Linked DNA regions of Mus musculus: all the other regions are linked to region 1. Evidence: chromatin contacts called from ENCODE Hi-C data. All regions are on one chromosome and are shown on one strand. The core of a region is the stretch at or near the end of the contact, and the rest is flanking DNA. Distances in the headings are between cores, read along the strand shown.

Region 1 (2,700 bases), core at 53-2,552:
AGCTGGGCAGCTTCCCCAGTTGCCCTTTCCTTGGCAAGGCTACACTTGTTTGCACCCTCCATTTCCTTCCCACCCACCTCCTAGCAACACCAGTATAAGTGGGCAAATTTCCTAGTTCCTCTCTCCCAACTACTTCTTTGCCTTTGTTAGTTCTGCTTACGATATATCCCCTTTCCAATAGAAAGAATTCGTATTTGTCCTATAAGACTCAACTGAAGGACTGGAGAGATGGCTCAGCAGTTAAGAGCACAGACTGCTCTTCTGGAGGTCCTGAGTTCAAATCCCAGCAACCACGTGGTGGCTCACAACCATCCATAATGAGATCTGAGCTACAGTGTACTTATAATCAATCAATCAATCAATCAATCAATCAATCAATCTTTGGACTCTGAGCAAGCAGGACTGGAGTAAGAAGGAAAAAAAAAGACTCAACTCATGTCACCTGCTCACCCCTTTACTCCTTTGGGCATTTTGGTGACTCTGCCTGCATTCCCAAGGCATCTTGTATATCCACTTCTGAAACACCTGCTAATTCATCTTGTTACCATCCATCTGTTCACCTGACTGCCTTGCCTACTCAACTGTGACTTTCCTGAGGGCAGGAAATGGGCCTGAGTCACCTCTACAGCATCAGCACCATGTCTGGTAGAAACAAGGATAGAAAGAGTGAGCTTGGTCCTGGGAGACATGCTGGAGGGAGAGGGACCAAGAGGATGTGGGGCCTGCAAGGATCACAAGTTTGACAGTTTAGGACTCTGTCTTTGAAGTCGAGGTATCTCACCTGGGGATCCAGGAGACACACCCAGGTTTTCCTGGTGGGTGGAAGAGATCAGACACATCAGCTAGCCTCCATGGGCCTCACCTTTCTGTAGTACTTGACAGAGGCAGGGAAACAGGAAGGAGCACACAGAGATGTTGGGGCCATCCTGCCATCTACAATATACTTTCCAGCCCTTGTTCCTGGAAGGGTTGGGATGGCCTATGTCCCTCCAGAGACCAACTGAGTGTACCTAGAAGGACCTACCCTTCACCAGAGTGGCACTCAAAGGGCTGCCTCTCTTCTCTCTAAGGCCTACTATGAGTCCTACCCCCAGTAAAATGCAGGGAGATTTATGGCCATGATAAAGGATAAGAAATCCCATGCCCATTTGGCCCCAACCTTCCCCTGGTTCCCCAGAATGTCCCCCTGCCTCCTCAGCCATCATTGATCTTACCAGGGAAGGGTGATGCTGGATCCTGTCTGGCAGCTGGTGTGTGGTGAGGAACCAGAGCTCGTTCTGTCTATAGGGTGAGGGAATGACTGGCTGTCCTTTATCAGGACTGGCTGCTTTATGCCTCCATGGAGGCGGGGATGTAAGCTCCCACAGACCCCGCCTCCCACAATGACCCCACCCCTTTTTGTTCCACTTCCAGGAGAACAGCATCAACCTGTTTGAAGTGCCCCGCCTCAGGTCCTGTGGGGGTGGGTAAAAAGATGCCAGGCAGGTGTCTGTGTTGCTGGGGCTGAGACAGAAAGAAGGGGGACTGAAAGTTTGCTTATAGACTGGGGAGGAAGGGAGGCAGTGGGAATTGGCTGTGTGCGTGTGTGTATGCACTTATGCTTATTTGTGTGTGAGTGTGCATGTGAGTGTGTGTGTGTGTACTCATGCATGCGTGTAATTGTGTGCAGGGGTGATACAGGGTGGATCACTGCCCTGATGTCATCTGGAAGCACCTGCCATTCATCTGAGGCCTTGTGGAAATGATAAGTGATAAGAAATCCTGTATGTTCAGGGACTACAGGCAGCAGAGCAGCTGAAAATCTGCCCTTCAACTTTGTATGCATCAGCCTGCTGATTCTTACCTCTCTCTATGTGTATATGTGCCTTGGCTACACATGCATAACTTGGTACCAGTATGCACAGAAGTCTGAGGAGGCAGGATAGAGTGAGCTCATATGGCCTTCTATAATTTGGAAGCATCTCTAAGTATATGGAATATATGCTCACACACAGGCAGAGGTGGATCTCAGCGGTGAGATGACGGACAGCCCAGGATGTATGCTGTGGGCGTTCAGCTGTCTCCCTGTAGGTCATTCAGGAACTTTCTCTCTCTCTCTCTCTCTCTCTCTCTCTCTCTCTCTCTCTCTCTCTCTCTCTCTCTCTCTCTCTCTCTCATGTTAGTGCACTGCTGCTCTCTTCAGACATACCAGAAGAGGACTACATATTCTATTACTGATGGTTGTGAGCCACCATGTGGTTGCTGGGATTTGAATTCAGGACCTCTGGAGGAGCAGTCAGTGCTCTTAACCTCTGAGCCATCTCTCCAGCCCCCATTATCTTATTAAAGTTGCTCCTTGGAAATCACTTAAAAGAGGATTCTACACACACAGGCAGGTCTCTAAATTACAATTTATGTGATTTACTGCAAGGCCATATGAAGAAGCAGTTTCCTGGAGATTTCCTTAGGGACTGGTAGGAGTGAGGAAAGAGTCTCACACTCTGCAAAAATATCTTTAAAACTTTATTACTTTACTTTCTCAGAATCCTTCCACACTTTGTTCTGCCTCTCTGGTCCCCATCCTTCACCCCTTTTCTTTCCTCCATTCCCTTCCACTTCTCACCTGGCACAGCTATCAGCATCTTAGACAGACAGCTCTAGCTCCTGTTTGCTGTCAGGTGCCCATCCCCCTTAGGAAAGGTGGAGTTGGGTTCTTGGGTG
Region 2 (2,700 bases), core at 57-2,556, about 79 Mb after region 1:
GTAGCTCAGACTTTTTGTCCAAAAACCACTAAAACATAACAATTTTGACATCAGTAGTTTTGGAAATAAGCTTTATTTAGTTTTTTTTTTGGGGGGGGGGGAGAATGTATCTAACTCTTATAGACTAAGTATGTGCCCTAAAGGGGTGAGTGTCAGGGTGACTACTTTGAAAATTTTGGGGACAAGAGAGCCCTGGGAGGTCAAAGGGTCAAACCTGAACGGAGGTTTGTTTAGGACTCTGCCTTTATTGTCGGTCTGCTCGGCGGAGCCTGGGGTCAGCGTTCATAATTAACCAAGATCTAAGGGATTTCCGGCTGAAGACAAACCGACCCCGCCCTGAGAAAACTCTCCCTCCTGTTTTTACCTGAAAGTAATCAATCAAGCTCTCGGGTTTTCCCTTCACTCTTGCACAAACCATATTCCTGGTCCTGTTTAAACCTCAAGGCCACCGACCAGAATGGTTCCCACCCCCATTAAGCGCATCAGCAATAAAACAAAATCAGTTCTTTAAAACACAAACAGCAAAGGGAGTTGCTTAAAGTTAATAATCTCCAACCCAGGGCTCCGACCCACAGCCACCTTCTTCTCTTGACTATTTTTTGTTTTTTTGCTTTTGCCCTCATTATTGGAGAAAGCAAAGGAAGTGGAGTGTCAGCAAGAAACCAGCTGACGGTGGCCAGGGAGTGTGAAATCTAGGTTTATACTTCATCAATAATGCCCCGAACAGTCTGACTACTTCTGCCCAGTCCACAGATGGATTTCTTTCTCCTGCTACCCCGCCCTCCTCCAAGGTCAAAAGGTCAGGAAATGACTTTACCAAATTCAAAACCTACAAACTCTTTTACAGGCCAGCCCAGCTTAAGATCTCTCCCAAACAAAAGGTGATAACGTAGCCCACAGGAAGGAAGGAGAGCCAGGGCCCACAGGCCACAGGCAGGGTTTTTACGAGCCTCACTTTATATTCTAGTCAGAGCCACCCGTAGAGTGTCCTTTCAGGCGGCAAGAGTTAGTGTTTCATTTTGTGCTCTTTCACCTTGGTTCTGAGTTCTGTCATCTCCTTTACTACAGAGGGAAAGATAAGCAATAATGTCCTATTTTCAAGGTATCTGCTCTGCAGTGGGGGCTAAATCTCCACTCCTCAGCAGACACTGGCTAGGAGGCAGCCAAGTTGGTAGTTATCCAATCATGTGGTGACGGGACATTAGGCAACTTAGTTCCACGCTCCTTTTACGCTAGAAAGAACAGGACTGAGTGGGACTCCTCATTCCGGGAGAAAAGGGACCGTTCAAGGTTACTGACCCCCCAGGACCGAGGAAGGGCGGTTCCCCACCGCTGTCCACAGTTTACAAACAAGGGCTCCATGTTGTGGGAAAAGTCCCTGGATCGGTGCTGTTGGGATTTTAAGATTTACTGGCTTAGGTAACAACTGTGAAGGAATTTTAAGTGAAGAGGAATTACTAACAGCCCAACTCCAGGAGAGAGCAACAGCTGGAGGGGGGTGAGGGGCCATCTGGGCTGTTCCTCCTCAACAGAGGTCATTCCATTTGGCATTTATTAGTCTAACTAGACCTGGTAACACATCCTCTTCTCACAACTGGGTGTGACTCTTTGAATCTACTACTGAGCCACAGCCTCTTCATATGCAGCAGGGGGGGGGGGAGTCAAAGGGCTTTTGAGGTCTCTTTACAACTTCTGTATTATTTTTTTTTTTAATTGGCTTTACAGTCCCTTAGTGTTGCCAAGGGCTTTAGCAAACACACGCTACTGAAACATCTTGCAGAAGCAGAAAACTTGTAGTAGTAAAAATCCAACAGAATACATTTAATAGAAAAAGACCAGAAGCCACCAAGACCCATGACAACACCACAGGCCCAGCTCCTTCACTCAGCATGGAGTTACTACGCAATCATAAAACTCCCAGGGTAAGGGAGTCCTATTGAAGTCTTTTGAAAATGGAAGAAAATGGGCTCAGTGGCAGGGTGTTTGCCTAGAATGTGCATGCGCCGCACATGCGAGTACACACACACACACACACACACACACACACACACACACACACACACGCAGAGCATGGAATGTTTTTAGAATAAACTGAATACGCTACATGTGCTGATAAAAGGCTGTAACTAGCATAGGAGGAGTTTTTTCTTGTTTTTAATGTGCACTGGTGTTTTGCCTACATGTATTTGTATGAAGGTATCAGATCTTGGAGTTGCATACAGTTGTGAGCTGTCACATGGGTACTGGGAATTGAAACTAGGTTCTCTGGAAGCACCGAGCCACCTATTCAGCCTCCCCTCGTTTTTTTTTAGATTTATTTTTTATTTTATGTATATGAGTACACTGTAGCTATCTTCAGACAAGCCATAAGAGGGTATCAGATCCCATTACAGATGGTTGTGAGCCACCATGTGGTTGCTGGGAATTGAACTCAGGGTCTCTGGAAGAGAAGTCAGTGCTCTTAACCGCTGAGCCATCATCTCTTCAGTCTTCTTTTTTTTTTTTTTTTAAAGGCAGTTTCACTGTATATTCTGGGTTGGCTTGAGACTCCCATATGTACACCAGGCTAACCTTGAACTCACAGAGATTGACCTGAAGTCAACATAATAAAGCCATCATTGTGAGCAACACTAGTACCAAGGAAAGAATAAAAGGTCTCTAACATAAGGCCAGTCAACACCCAGCTCTGTATTCTATGGC
Region 3 (2,700 bases), core at 35-2,534, about 79 Mb after region 1:
CCGAGGGGCGAGCACAAGCACCTCTGACTAAGCACCGAGAGCTTTGTTCCCCTCGGGCCTGCGGGCCGGGCACACGCACGGGCACGCGCTCTCCCTCACATACATGCCAGGAGCGCGCTTCCCCGCACGCTCTCCCGCCCTCGCTGCACACGCTTCGGATCCGCCCCCAGTGCTGCCCCGACACCGCGGGGCGCGTGTGCCGGCCCACACGCGCGTGCACACACTCACGCGCGCCGGGACTCGGCAGGCTGCTCCCGCGCTCTGGCCGCTGCGAGGACCCGGGCGCACTGACCCTGTGCCGAGCCCGACTGGCCCTCCCCCAACTCCTCCGTGTTTTTATGAATGAAAATGTGGTATGCAAATGAGAGCGATTCAAGAAAACGAAATGGCGGAGCCCGGGCCCCAGAGGGCTCCGGAGAGGGCTATGGGAGGGCAGCAGTGCCAGGAGTCACAAAGTCACCATGCACACAGACCCATCGACCCCGGGATGCCCCGCGTGGAGGGCGTCAGAGCTTCCGCTCCCGCAGCCCGAGGACCGCCCCGAGGTCATTTGCGCGCCCTTGGCCCGGGCTGCGACCTGGACTTGCAGACCCCAGGCGGTTTCTGCCGTCTCCCCCAGCCAAGTCAAGAGCCTCGCGCATAGCCCCGACAGCTCAGCCAGCGGCTGCACCCCAGGCCAAGTTCCTCCGACGAGTCCCCTCCTGCGTCCTTGGCGGCGGCCCCCACACCACCCCTCCGGGCACCCGCGTCCCACCCGCGGCTAACTTACTCGTCCGGGTGTGTTTCTTCGGTCATTTTCTTGTTCACCTAGACGCCTGTCCCGCGGCATGCAGCCTGGCTCCCTTCATCTTCCTGTGCGCTCGCCCCCCTTCTTCACATCTCCGACATCTCCTGATTTGGTGGTGGAGGGGGGGAGCTAGAGATGAAGGGGGCGCCGAGGCAGGCGGGGAAATGGAGAGCCCCGAGATCAGGGCGAGGTCTGGGAAGGGGCACACCAGGCAGCGGACGCCGTGGGCCGGCCGGGCACGGCCCCGGGGCTCTGAGGGGGTGCAGAGGCGAGATTTGGGAAGGGGACCCGGAGGGGGAGAGCAGCAGAAAAACAAGCACGCTCCGGGCGGCGGGCGGGCAGTCGGCTGCGCTGGGGCCGGGCCGGGGTCGCCCCCGGGGACCGGGCCAATCAGGGTTCCGGGTAGTGCTCGGCGGCCGGGGGAGATGCGCCTGGGAGGCGGTGCAGGGCGCCCCGTCCGAGCCCCATCTCGCCACTCCACCGATTTACTCCATATTGGATTCTCAGCGCCGCCAACAGGAGGAGGAAGTAGGGCGGAAGCGATGACGTCTTCCCAGCGGCCAGAGGTGGTGGAGTGCAAAAAGCTTCCTACTTGCGACCAAAATAAAAGAGAGAGAGGAGAGAGAGAGGAAAAAAACACACTCACAAAACACTTTGTCCCGCCTACTGAGCGTGCCCCTCTTCTACTCCCCCTCCCGCTAGCTTCCAGTCAGGGAGGAGCCTCGGAACAGCATGGTTGGCACTGCGTTTGTCAGGATCCGAATCCTTGTCTCCGGTGCTCCGGGTTTTAGGAAGCCCAAGAGGGAGGAGGCGGGAGCCGAAGACAAGAGCACATCTGGCTCCCGTTTTGTCCCTCCCTCCTTCCAAACCTTCGGATTAAAAATCAAGGGGGGAGGTGGCGGAGGGCGGAGATGGGGAGGAGTTTAGATGTTGCCAGAGAGTTTGGGTTTGGAGAAACACTGCGGGGTGGGGGTTGGGGGCAGTGCAGGTGGCCTCCGCTGGCCTCCACACGATGGGATTACTGTCATGCAACACCATGCCCACCTAGAGCGGGCATATTTTTAAAAATATGTACGCAGAAAACAAAAGGCAAACAGCCATAAAACTTTGGCATTGCAGGCAGAGATGAAGTTTAAAGGTAACACCAAAGTAAATTATCCAGTCTGTGAATAACGTTTCTTGTCTCCAGCTCTTAGAAGTCTACTCTTAGTTTACTGGGTCACAGATTACTACCTTTGATGGGGTTTGGCCAAAGAGAGACCCAGGAACTCATTACTCCACCCCCGACCCGTCTTCCCTTCCCTTCCCTTCCCTTCCCTTCCCTTCCCTTCCCTTCCCTTCCCTTCCCTTCCCTTCCCTTCCCTTCCCTTCCCTTTCCTTCCCTTCCCTTCCTTTTTCTCTCTTTCTTTCTTTCTCTCTCTCTCTCTCTCTCTCTCTCTCTCTCCCTCTCTCTCTCCCTCCCTCCCTCCCTCCCTCCCTCCCCCCCCCTCTCTCTCTCTTTCTTTCCTTCCTTCTTTCTTTTTGAATGTGCGGGGGCAGAAGGAGGATGCATCCATGCATGTCAGCACCATTTGTGGGCAGAGAGGAGAGGCTGTTGGATCTCCTGGAACTGGTTGCTAGCCTCTGTGTAGGTCCTAGGAATTAAACCACAGTCTTATGGAAGATCTTAACTGCGAGCCATCTCTTCATACCTCTCTTTAAATTATTTTTCCTACCATGGCCTAGGACCTGCCTGAGGTTTTCTGAGAGGACCTATGCACCATCTAGACAACGAGCAGGATTGCACCCAGGGCTCAACTTGTGGATTTGCCTGGAATCTGAATTTGCGATATTAAAATCCATTTCAATTTTTGAAGGGGGCACCATGTTTTCACTTGACATGGATGACACCAATTACAGAGTCACTGGGTATT
Region 4 (2,789 bases), core at 236-2,735, about 79 Mb after region 1:
CATGGCTACACGGCCAGATTTGAGAGATGCAGGGGACCCTGATGCCACACAGCATGTCATCTCTCTCTGTGTGGGCTGAGCAAGCTGAACCCAGGCTTGGCTGAGTCCGCACAGCAAGCATCATACATCCAGCCGTCCACTTGCTTTGCAAACCTAAAGTTTGCTCTCTTGTTGCTTCAATCATAAGACCAATTAGGGGCTGGAGAGATGGCTCAGTGGTTAAGAGCACTGACTGCTCTGCCAGAGGTCTTGAGTTCAATTCCCAGCAACCACATGGTGGCTCACAACCATCTGATTCACTCTTCTAGTGTGTGTGTGTGTTTGTGTGTGTGTGTGTGTGTGTGTGTGTGTGTGTGTGTGTGTGTGTGTGAAGATAGCTGAAGTGTACTCATATAAATAAAAAATAAATGTTAAAAAAAAAAGACCAATCAGAACCAAGTGTACTTTTTAGAACTTGGCAAACTGAGGCAGGAAGACAGCCTCAATGTCAAGGCAAGCCTGAGCTGCACCTAAGATCCTGTCCAAAACCACGCCACCCATTCTTGAGGATTAACAGTTGCTGGGGAAAGGAGAGGCATTTTCCTGAGTGACATAGCTCTGAGAAGTCACTCGCGCTTCTGTAAGTAGCCCTAAATTAAAGAACGGTATTGGCTTAGGCCGGGGCGCTGCACACTTTTGAAACCAGCACCGAAGGGACAGTAGCAGACCTATGTGGGTTCCAGGCCAACTAGGGCTACAAAATGAGACCTTGTCTCAAACAGACAAATCAACTGGATGGGTAACACACGGAGACGATGCCTGTCCCTGCTTTACCTCAAGTGAGAAGAACACAGGAAGGCAAACAGACAGCCTCCCCCAGAGCTCGGCTTTGAGGACAACGCTCCCTTGGGCTCTCGGAGAGTCCCCACCATGAGAGAATAGGACATTCTGGGTACTTCAGGACAAACAGCAGTATAGGGAAAACTATGAGAAACAGAGGACTGGGGGCGGAGGTCTGGGGGTGGGGGAGCAACAAAAAAAAGAATGTTAAAATGACCAGAAGGGGCTGGGGAGATAGATGGCTTAGAGGGTGAGAGCGCCTGCTACACTGAGAGCACCGAGCACCCACACCAGGCAAGCCACGAGCACTTCTGTGAGGAGCAGCTCAGAAGGAACAAGAGGATCATGGGGCTTGCCGGCCACAAGCTCCACGTTCAGTGGGACACTGTGTCACCATAAGACAGTGATGAAGGACGTCCAACGTTATCCTTGGATGTCTTATCAATCCATATTCTCTTAAATTCTCTTGCCCCATTCTTTCCTGGAGTCCTCTTGGCACCCTGTACAGTCATAAATCCTCAGCAGACAGGCCAGGCGTGGCAGCTCACACCTGAACTCCCAACACTCTGGAGGCTCAGGCAAGAGTATGTCTGACGTGTGTGGCTCACAGCCATCATCCCAGCACTTGAAAGTCACCCTTGGCCAAGTTCAGAGACAGAGGCCAACCTAGGCTACCTCAGATCCCATCTAGACAGAGCCCACTCTCTCTGGGTAAGGCTCTCAGTGTGAAATGCACAGCTGACACCTGGGTGGCAGAGGGTCCCTAGCCAGACCTAAGGACGTCTGGCCTCCACTGGTGTGACTCACTGTAGAATACACAACCCACCCGTTAATCTCATGGGTTAGTTCTCGCGTTTTCGGCTTTCCTGTTATTGCCATTACCTGCTGCCTTCTCTCTTTAAATGTTCATTTTCCATGAACCAAGCACATTCTTTCATTGAATGCTACAGTAATCCTTTGAGGATTCAGGAGACGCTTCGAAAGCAGCTGCCAGGCAGCCTGGCTCTCCCCTACTTCCCCACCACTAACGATGCTCCTGCTGCTCATAGTGGAGGTCAGGTTAGGGAAAGAGCCCACCAGGGCATCACCGTTCTGGCCATCAACCTTCTCTGAAGCAGTGCCTCCACGCGATGACAAGGCAAGTGGCACTTCTGCCTGTGCGCTTTACTGCGCCAGCGTGTACAGGTTCTGAGAAGGCACTGTCTCCAAAGGGCCTGGAAAGCCAAGCTGCAGCAGAGGGCAAAGTGAGGGGTGGAATGGTGGCTGAAAGCTCACTTCCTTGTCTTAATTGGCATCCATCTTAGTGTTAATTGGCTTGGAGTTAAGTACCTTTCATATGAACCTGGGGAAGCTGACCTTTGGAGCGGCTGGTGACTTGGTGGGTAAATATGTCTTTATGGACTTCATAAAATGCAGTCTGTGTAAACACGCCCTCAAGAACTGTTAAGGGCACTGGGTGGCTGGGGTATGGCACAAAGGTGGCCTTTAAGACTGCTGAGTGCTCGGTGGTTAGACATTTAGGAAATCGAACATGCAGATATAGTTTCAGTTTGTGGGGGGGATCTCAAACTGGCAGGCAAGCAGAGGAACCTCCTGGGGACCACACCAAAACGCAGATCAGGGCTGAGGACACAGCTTAGGTGGTAGTGTTCCTCGGCAAACATAAAGCCTGGGGCTCCATCCAGCACCACATAAAACTGGGCATGGTGTACATATTGGGGAGGTGAAGCCTGAGAGATCAGGAGGAGTTCAAGGCTAGCCTTGGCTATGCAGCAAGTCTGAAGCTAGCCTGGGCTATATAAGAACACACACACACACACACCCCTAAAGCATACTGCAGCGCGCGCACACACACAATCCCAGTACTCCAAAGCAGAAGTAAAAGGACTGAGGTTAAAGCCTACCCTGGACCACACAGTAAGCATAAGGTTAGCCTGGGCTACACATAGAAACTCATGTCTCAAAAAACA
Region 5 (2,845 bases), core at 14-2,513, about 79 Mb after region 1:
ACATACACACCCCTGTAAAAGGACAAACCACAAGCACTGAAGGTCATTTCTCACCTGTCTGGGTCTCCTATGACTTGGCTGGAGCCTTCATCCCTGGGATTCCCAACTGAAAACCTTTCAAAGGCTGACATACCAGGATGGAAAAAAATTCTCTTATCATTTGGAGAAAATAATTTCAGGCTGGGTGGATAAACATGTACAGGAAATGCTTCTATAGAGGTCTTGATCCTCTGAAGATTAACACCCACGGAACAGGAGACCAGCCTCAAACTCAGAGGAAATAGGCAAGTTATAAAAACAGGAAGAGCAGGAAGTTTATTTTTGGATGAATATTTGTTCTAGTGACGCTCGCTCTCGACGCTGACAAGAACCTTGATCCGCAGGTCGTCCGCTGCAGCTGAGCGGCTGCGCTCCGTGGCTCCACAGAGGGCCTTGCCTCACTCCTGCATATCTGCCTCACTGCCCCTGGCTCAGGACTCCTCTCCAGCAGCCCCGTAGTCCTACAAGATCTCTAGCTCAGGCAAAACCTCACCCACCCCAGCCCCAGCTAGCCGAAACAGACTATCTCTGCAAGGCTGTCAATGAATTGCTAATGGTTGGTATCCTCCCAGTGTTGCAGCGTGATGGCCTCAGCTGCCCTCAGCAGACTGGTAACCTATCCTGTTTTACACTCAAGAGTTTCAGCCCCAACACACACACACACACACACACACACACACACACACACACACACACACAAATAAGAATTTCAAGATCACAAAAGAGCATTACACCAGGTGCAAGGCCGAATGTGACAGCACAGCTTACACCCGGGCCCTCGCCCATGGCTCCCTCTTGGTGGGAGTGGGGGTTGAGGGGGTGCTACTGTCGGGAGCACTGGTTTAGAGCTGTTTTATTATTTACCTCTCATGCCTCTCACCTCATTAGACCAAGTGCCCCAGGGCCCCACTGCTTAGCCATCACTATGCTCTCTCCTCCACCTGCCAAAGAAACCACCAGGCACACAGTAGGCTTGTTGTGACTTCTACTCAACAGTCAGGAGGAATTTTGCTCTCCACTCCTCTCACCTGTAGAGTCTCCTATGACCTTGGCAGGTAAACCCACAAAGGGAAAATAAGAATCTACCTGGCATTTTCCTTTTACTTAGGAGGAAAGGGCCTGTCCTCTAGAGCAGCAGAGGTCTTGAAAGGAAACTCCTCCCATCAGCCACTAGACGAAGCCAGCTGCCAGACACTAGCTGTGCTGTTGACTCTGATAGCCGTTTCACGGGTGCACAGAACAGCACAGCACAGCATAGCACAGCACAGTGGGTGGAGAGACTGGGATGAGGAGTCTGCGTTGCTCTCTGCCCTTCCTCCACGATAGCATGCTGACCCCAGGGGAAGAGCTTGAGTTAATGATGGATTTCTCTGCCTCAGCCATTAAAGTAGGAGAGATGCCTGCAGTGAGCTCTCGTCTTCTCGGCAATGGGTGAGCTTTACTGGGAAAACGCTTGTTCTGAGCAGAGACAGCGAGGGAGGAAGCTTGGGGGTCAGAAGAGCATCACCTCCCTAAACGGCAGATGTCTGCTCACTAGTAGCACTAGTCTACAGGTGTAGCTTGAACCCAATACGAAGCACTGGCTGGCCTTGAACTTGCAGTGGTCTTTTTGCTGACTGCTGGCATTACAGGTGTGGTCCCCATACAAAGCTTGCTTCATTATTTGTTTAAGAGAAAGAAAAACACTGGAGGTTCCAAATAGCTTCCTAACTATGTAGGCAAAGTTGATTTTTCCAGTAATTCAATGAGTGTGGACTGTCTGTCCCCATATCAGATGGCACGGGGTGGTATTATATATCTGCAAGCAGTGTGCCTCTAGTATCAGGTCTTCACCGTACTGAATGAAGGACCCTTTGACTTCAACAGGCATACCATCATTGTAACAGCAGCTGACATCTGAGATGTTGGACAGACACTGGATCAGGGTCGGTGACTTATTCTGTCTTCTCCGAAGGCACTTGTGAAATCCATGCTCCCCTTGTTTCTCCATTTCCACCCGTACTTCAGAGTCTCCCTTTAAAAAACAAGGTCGCTTGTGACTGAGATGGAGACCCACGTGGCAGTGTGAGTAAGCTGGCACTTGTCAAATGTCCATCAGCCTTATCCAAACAGTATCGTCCCCATTTTACAGATGAGACTCCTTCAGGTGAAGGGGCAGGCTTCGTCTCCAGACCACGGCTTCTGTGGTTGCTTTCTCTTTGGTGGGGTTGGCCATCCCTCCACAGCATGGACTCCTGCCAGAAGTATCTCATTTTCCACGGCTAATGACAAGAAGGCCTGACTGAATTGCTGGCTTTTGCACAAAGAAATGGTTAAGTCCACCCAGTTCCCGGTTTATATACTAGAGAGCGACAGGCAAACATGCTCAATATGGGGCCTATAAAAGAAAACTTACACGAAAAATGTAAAATATACCATAAATGCTTCTAAGTTATTTCTGAACCTAACAAAATCTCACGGAGTGCAAGACATTTGCGAGCACATTGAATGGAGGGGGTCACTACAGTACTTGATTAAAACAAATTCAGAGCCGGGAGGTGGTGGCACACGCCTTTAATCCCAGCACTTGGGAGGCAGAGGCAGGCGGATTTCTAAATTCGAGGCCAGCCTGGTCTACAGAGTGAGTTCCAGGACGGCCAGGGCTATACAGAGAAACCCTGTTTTGAAAAAAACCAAACCAAACCAAACCACCATATCTCCTATTTAGATCTAGGTTGTCAAGCTAAAAACAACTATATAGACATATGCTTCACCAATACTGAAAAGCTAGGACAGTAAGTCTCTAACCACCATTAACTATGACTCA
Region 6 (2,770 bases), core at 16-2,515, about 78 Mb after region 1:
CTTGCACAGAGAGGTAAACCATGTTCTGGGAAACAAGATAAAAATATGTATAGGTCCTCATCTAATGAACACACCTCCCTCCCACCAATAAGCTCCTATTTCAACAAGCTGTACATGACAGCTAAATGGCTTCATGTAAGGAACTCTTTGCTGTCTCAACAATTGGACGTTTTACACCTCGACAGGACATATTGATTTGCACAGGTTTCTGTTATGGTATACTTCAAAATTACTTTACTTCACATTGTCTTCCTCTTTAACTCAGCTACACCTAACTAGGGCTTTCTTGGAGGTCTGGGGAGGTAGTTCTTTTCAAAAGCAGAATAGGGAAAAATAAATAAATAAATAAATAAATAACACAATAAACGACTGCCAAGGTTTCCCTTTTTATCTGCTGTGGCCCGGGAAGATAGTAAATAAATGGCATTTTTAAAAAATCCATTGAACCATCTTTCAGACTGGCCAAACACTTGACTGAACTGTTGGCGTGCCAAGTCTGGAGACCCGGAAGGGGGTGGTTAAAATCCCGCTTGTGTTTCAGCTTAAGTTACATGGCAGACACGCCACCGAAAGTGGTGGCGTTAGAGCTCTGTTTCTCTGGGAGAGTTTTACGTCTTCAGCCTGCACACACCAGGCTTCTCCCCAGAGTCCAATGGACTCGCCCCAGAGGGCGCTAGTGCACGCAGTGGCTCACCCTTGGCACTGTGCATAGTGCCACCCGGACTCGCTGGTCACCTAAGGGTAAAGCTCTGCTAGAGTCTTGTACGTGCACGCAATGAGACTTTCCCCCATCCACCCACTCCTTTGTCTCTGTACCAGGAAAGCCTACAGAGCCCTTAGAAGAAAGGATTTCCCGCAGGATGGAGGTTGGGTCGTTCCGGACTCCCTAGCGGAGGGCGGGCACCAACCTCCGAGGGCTCCCCTCCTCCACCAGCTGAGGAGAAGAACTGCCGAGGCGTTCCAGACGCTCCCCTCCCTCTCTCCCCGAGGCCTGGACAGTAGGACTGAAAGCTGCCAGGAGACAGGATTGGCCGATGGCCTCACGCCCCGTCGGGAGAGCCCAGCCTGCCTGTCTCTCACTCTCTTTGCTGTGCCTCCCGGAGGGTGGGAGAAGGGCGGGACCTGGGAAACGTCAGGGAGGTGGGGAACGGATATTCAGGGTTCTAATTGGTCGTAACATCGGAGGTGCGCCTACATGGGCGGGGCGAGCTCAAGCCCCGCCCTCCTTCCTAGGCTGCAGCCTCCAGCGTGCCTCCTGCGTTGCATCATCTCCAGCCTGCAGCGGCTCTGAAAGAAGGCTGGGCGCGGCGCGGTCTGCTCTGCCTGGGCTCCAACCCACAACCCACGTCTCTCTTTTATCTTTCTGAAAAGTGTTCCTGTAGGGACTCACAGAGCTCGGAAGCCGCAGCTGGCACAGGCCACTGTCTCCGCCTGATCCATTCATTCGAAACCGGTCTTTTCTCCAAGTTCCTTGAGTGTTACCGCTTAGAGCGGTGGGCAACGACATGGAGAAGAGCGGCGAGACCAACGGCTACCTCGACGGCACCCAGGCAGAGCCTGCGGCCGGGCCCCGAACGCCCGAGACGGCGATGGGCAAATCGCAGCGCTGTGCTAGCTTTTTTCGGCGCCACGCGCTGGTGCTGCTCACCGTGTCGGGAGTGTTGGTGGGTGCCGGCATGGGCGCGGCGCTGAGGGGGCTGCAGCTCACCCGCACCCAGATCACTTACCTGGCCTTCCCGGGCGAGATGCTGCTCCGCATGCTGCGCATGATCATCCTGCCGCTGGTGGTTTGCAGCCTGGTGTCGGGAGCCGCCTCCCTGGATGCCAGCTCCCTCGGGCGTCTGGGTGGCATCGCTGTTGCTTACTTCGGCCTCACCACGCTGAGCGCCTCGGCTCTCGCCGTTGCTCTGGCGTTCATCATCAAGCCAGGGGCGGGCGCGCAGACCCTCCAGTCCAGCAGCCTGGGGCTGGAGAACTCAGGGCCTCCTCCGGTCTCCAAAGAGACAGTGGACTCTTTCCTCGATTTACTCAGGTACTGCTCTCCACCCCGCCAAAGGCACGGCGGGAGACGCCACGTGCACTCATATCACCTAGAGTTAATTCAGTTACTGTTGGCCCTTAACACTAAATTTCATATTTACGTCTGGGCTACGTGCTGGCCACACCTTTAAAGACTGGAGGCCACAGCTTTTTGCTGGAACCGATTTTCCGTTAGGTGGGATGTTAAGTGTATACCTTCTCAGTTGTGCTTTACTCCTTACACTGGGCTCTCTCAGTTTTGTTTGTTTGTTTTGTTTCGTTTTTTTAATTGTTCCTGTTTTCTCCCCTACATCACCCCAAAGCTTCCAGGACATTGAGTGACTTTCACCAGAGGAGCTATCCAGCTTGTAGTCTGAGGTTTTCTCTGATTCAGCCTTTGGTCTGGAAGGAAGTTGGCAATTTTCAGCAGAATTATGGATGTGTCCAAGAATAATAAAACTGGAGTTAGTTATGTGGAGCCCGTTGCCCAGCTACGTGACTGCCTCTCAGGCTTAGGACAGGTTGTGGACGTTCTTGGTCAGGATCATGGGGCCTAGCGTTATTTCTTTGTAGAAAGCGGGGAGATCCAGAGAGTTGAGATACACACACCTTTCTTTGCTTGTTTTTTTTTTTTTTTTTTTTTTTTTTTTCTCCACTCAGGAGTTGTATTTCATCCCCTGGGATGATAGAGTGTAGTTTTCAAAGCTTCACCTCTCCATTTGAACTAATCCAAAGTTCACAGATGGGAAAA
Region 7 (2,855 bases), core at 139-2,638, about 79 Mb after region 1:
GATTAGAGCTATTTTGCAGGCCATGAAAATGAATAATGAGTTTATTCGAGTTACTAGAACTGTGAAGATAGGGTCTAGAACTGATCTATACTTAACTAACTTTATCCAGGGTCGGTTCATCTAAATCGGGAGCATGGATTATTCCTAGGCTACAATATTCCCTGCCCCTCCTCTTCCTTTCCCATACTCATTCCTGTTCTCTCTTTTCATACTTGACTTGGACACCTCAGTTAGTATGCAAGGAAAATAGAATTAAAGGGAACTTAGAGTCACTTTTTATTATTGCTGGACAATTTGTTATAAAAGCTGAGAATGCAAGGCCAGAACACTGCTGCGGCTATGAAGGGCCCTGCAGGACAGCTGCTCACCATCACACTTCATGATCACTAGCATGAGCAGAAATTATCATTGTGCGATGGCTGCGCATGCAGATAGGCTAGTGGGGAGTTTTGATTGGTGGGATAGGAAATGACCTTTCATGGTACACTCACATGCACACGCCTATCACCTACCAGCAGTGCCAGCACAACAGACCCTTATACGACAAAACCAGGTTCATTCCCTGACTCTTGAGAATCTTGATTTGCGATTCTTATTGGACTGGACTCAAGATTTCAGAGTTTTGGCTTCTTTGTCTTTTTTCCCTTAGGATGTAGTCTTTGGAGAAAGTACAGAGGTTTATTTAAAGTGCTTATTTCAACTACAGCTTATCCAGGCATAGACTACTGAGGGCATAATAACTAGGTTTCCTTTACCAAGACTGTCACAATTGAGGAAATCCTTGAGTGGACACGTCTCCATAGCAATTGTTCAAATACAGAAACTTCCTGGTGAAATCCCTCCCGCTAAGGCAAGGAGCTCTTAACTGCCCCCATCTGTTTTCCTGGGGACCCCTTGATCCCCCCATTCCTCACAGCCATCTCTTATCTTCTGTTCTGGAAAGGAAGGAAACTGATCTTGGGGAGGCGTGTTCTTGCGCATCCCATCCCCCACCCACTCTAATATGACTCTATGTAGATATTAGGGGACCTGTTTTTGGTTCTGTCACTTGGAATTTCTCCATTAATGGAGTCTCTGAAGACATCTTAGGAATGAATAATATCTTTCATCTCATTGGAATATGTATGGGATTCCCATCAAACCTGTCCTCGTGTGACTCCGAGTAGACAGGCGGCGAGGTTTCCTCTTTCAAGTCTCTGTCAAGAATAAACACTTAGTTCTCAGTAGTGCCAGATGAAAACCTGATAGTGGACGCTTTGCTCTGAAAGCAGAATGTGGCCCAGCTGTTCTGTGGTTTATGAATTTTTTAGCAAGGCTGGGGTTGGCAGCGAAGCCAGCGTTGGCTGAGTTGGGGCGTACGCTGGGGGTTTGATTACTTCAAGCAGGGGACGGAGAAACTTGGCGGTGCTTTCTGGGTTTCCCCGGGGAGGTTTTGTTCAAAGCCAAGCTCAGAAAATGGAAAATAAAAGAAGCCAACTGAGTTCAGAAGCTTGAGGCTAGACCAGTCCCATACCAAGCCTGTTCTATACCCGCTGAGAATTAGACCAATCGCAGCAGCAATAGTACTGTAAATTCTGTGGACTCAGAGTTGATCTGAGGCCAGTTCAAGACTGGGCTCCTGTTGTGTCTGGCTGCTCTGAACCTGTCCTCAAAGGGCAGTCCCTCTGGGGCCCTGCTTGGCAGAGGTGATTTTCTATGTGAGTCCTCATTGATTTTGCTTGGACCCAGTGGGAAATGACAGTTGACAGAAAGTAGCATTACCCAGAACGTCTTTAGCTCAAGCATTTTCTTCTCTCCACATCACCTCCTTCCCATGCTTCTGAGGGCCAGAGGTTGACTCTCTAAACATTGTTTCAATTTCTTCAGTCTAGTGGTTTCCCATTGGGGCAAAGGAAAAATACTCCCCCCCCCCCCCCCCCGACTCCCTGCTAGAGGCCAGAGGACACTTTCTGGTGCAGGGGAGCCAGGTTAGGAGTTTGGAATCTATAGAAATTCATTCCTTCAGGGATTCTGGCCCTGGGGAGCCAGAGAGATAGCTCAGTGGTTAGGCGTACTTGTTGCTCTTACCAAAGACCTGGGTTCAATTCCCATCACTCTTATGGTGAGTGATTCACAGTCACCCATAACTCCAGTGACCTTTGAGGGCACCAAGCATGCATGCATGTATATATACACATGCAGAAGAAATGCTAAACCAAAAAATAGGATATATAAACTTAAGAACAAAATTAAATTAAAAAAAAAATCTAAGCCCTTTTCCTCAGTCTAAAAATTTTAAAAATAAAATACCTTTCCCTTAATCTAGTGGTAAAGAGGGGAATGAAATGACCCCTTTGATTTTGTAGATATTGCAAATGGGCCACCCCATTAGATGACTGCCACTGAGTCTACCTGACTCAGCACCAGAGGTCTCCATTGTGATCTAGAATTCATTACAAAGTAAATGAATTAGGATATCAGGCTCAGATGGTGACTTTAAATCCACCCAGGTATATCCGAAGGTCAGCTTTGGTTACCGTGCTCTGGCACGTTGGTCTACACCTCTCCTATAAGTTAGGAATTACAGTCATTTTGTGCAGGGAGGTATAGGTGCCAGTTCTCAGCTCGAGTGGCTCTATGGCCTAGGTGGTCAGGAGAGCCTTGCTGAGGGGCTAATGTTTGAACTCAGCTATGAAGGAGTGAGGGGCAGTGTTGGAGGGGAAGAAGACTGGGGCATCGAGGCGAGGCTAGCTTCCGAAGGTCAGTGCATAGCAGAGGGAGGGAAGGCATAATGCCTGCTGTCTAGGTCTGATTTCACTGCCTTGGATACAATCACAGCCTTCCTTTTAGCTCTTCTTCAGTGGGGAGAAACTCCC

The links. A loop is a pair of places that touch in the nucleus more often than their neighbours do.
Region 2: a map of regulatory T cell shows a loop between it and region 1 (20-fold over the local background). The contact joins the enhancer-like site here to the promoter of Gsdma in region 1. A Hi-C loop is called at or near these places in 4 of 37 maps with a recorded cell type or tissue (T-helper 17 cell, T-helper 2 cell and regulatory T cell).
Region 3: a map of T-helper 2 cell shows a loop between it and region 1 (24-fold over the local background). The contact joins the promoter of Spred2 here to the promoter of Gsdma in region 1. A Hi-C loop is called at or near these places in 2 of 37 maps with a recorded cell type or tissue (T-helper 17 cell and T-helper 2 cell).
Region 4: a loop to region 1 is called in a map of regulatory T cell, with 25 times the contacts of the local background. The contact joins the enhancer-like site here to the promoter of Gsdma in region 1. A Hi-C loop is called at or near these places in 2 of 37 maps with a recorded cell type or tissue (T-helper 17 cell and regulatory T cell).
Region 5: a loop to region 1 is called in a map of T-helper 1 cell, with 15 times the contacts of the local background. The contact joins the enhancer-like site here to the promoter of Gsdma in region 1. A Hi-C loop is called at or near these places in 3 of 37 maps with a recorded cell type or tissue (T-helper 1 cell, T-helper 17 cell and T-helper 2 cell).
Region 6: a loop to region 1 is called in a map of T-helper 17 cell, with 21 times the contacts of the local background. The contact joins the promoter of Slc1a4 here to the promoter of Gsdma in region 1. A Hi-C loop is called at or near these places in 2 of 37 maps with a recorded cell type or tissue (T-helper 1 cell and T-helper 17 cell).
Region 7: a loop to region 1 is called in a map of T-helper 17 cell, with 20 times the contacts of the local background. The contact joins the enhancer-like site here to the promoter of Gsdma in region 1. A Hi-C loop is called at or near these places in 2 of 37 maps with a recorded cell type or tissue (T-helper 1 cell and T-helper 17 cell).

What each region holds. Positions count from the first base shown.
Region 1 is chr11:98,662,953-98,665,652 of GRCm38, reverse strand. It overlaps Gsdma (gasdermin A), which reads right to left and starts at 1,302. Exons shown (of 12, transcript NM_021347.4): 1 at 1,215-1,302.
Region 2 is chr11:19,985,502-19,988,201 of GRCm38, reverse strand. All of the region lies in intron 1 of Spred2 (sprouty-related EVH1 domain containing 2), which reads right to left. Among named protein-coding and RNA genes, the nearest start is that of Gm39603, 50 kb to the left of the region's middle. Within about 2 kb of position 1,306, at least 2 of the 3 ENCODE cell types and tissues checked have a DNase peak (open chromatin) inside an H3K27ac peak, as active enhancers do.
Region 3 is chr11:19,923,026-19,925,725 of GRCm38, reverse strand. It overlaps Spred2 (sprouty-related EVH1 domain containing 2), which reads right to left and starts at 1,284. Exons shown (of 6, transcript NM_033523.4): 1 at 770-1,284. The coding sequence starts at 795.
Region 4 is chr11:19,940,782-19,943,570 of GRCm38, reverse strand. All of the region lies in intron 1 of Spred2 (sprouty-related EVH1 domain containing 2), which reads right to left. Among named protein-coding and RNA genes, the nearest start is that of Spred2, 18 kb to the right of the region's middle. Within about 2 kb of position 1,485, at least 2 of the 3 ENCODE cell types and tissues checked have a DNase peak (open chromatin) inside an H3K27ac peak, as active enhancers do.
Region 5 is chr11:19,961,400-19,964,244 of GRCm38, reverse strand. All of the region lies in intron 1 of Spred2 (sprouty-related EVH1 domain containing 2), which reads right to left. Among named protein-coding and RNA genes, the nearest start is that of Spred2, 38 kb to the right of the region's middle. Within about 2 kb of position 1,263, at least 2 of the 3 ENCODE cell types and tissues checked have a DNase peak (open chromatin) inside an H3K27ac peak, as active enhancers do.
Region 6 is chr11:20,331,208-20,333,977 of GRCm38, reverse strand. Slc1a4 (solute carrier family 1 (glutamate/neutral amino acid transporter), member 4) reads left to right here and starts at 1,265. Exons shown (of 8, transcript NM_018861.3): 1 at 1,265-2,032. The coding sequence starts at 1,506.
Region 7 is chr11:19,600,224-19,603,078 of GRCm38, reverse strand. No RefSeq gene overlaps it. Among named protein-coding and RNA genes, the nearest start is that of Gm39601, 17 kb to the left of the region's middle. Within about 2 kb of position 1,388, at least 1 of the 3 ENCODE cell types and tissues checked has a DNase peak (open chromatin) inside an H3K27ac peak, as active enhancers do.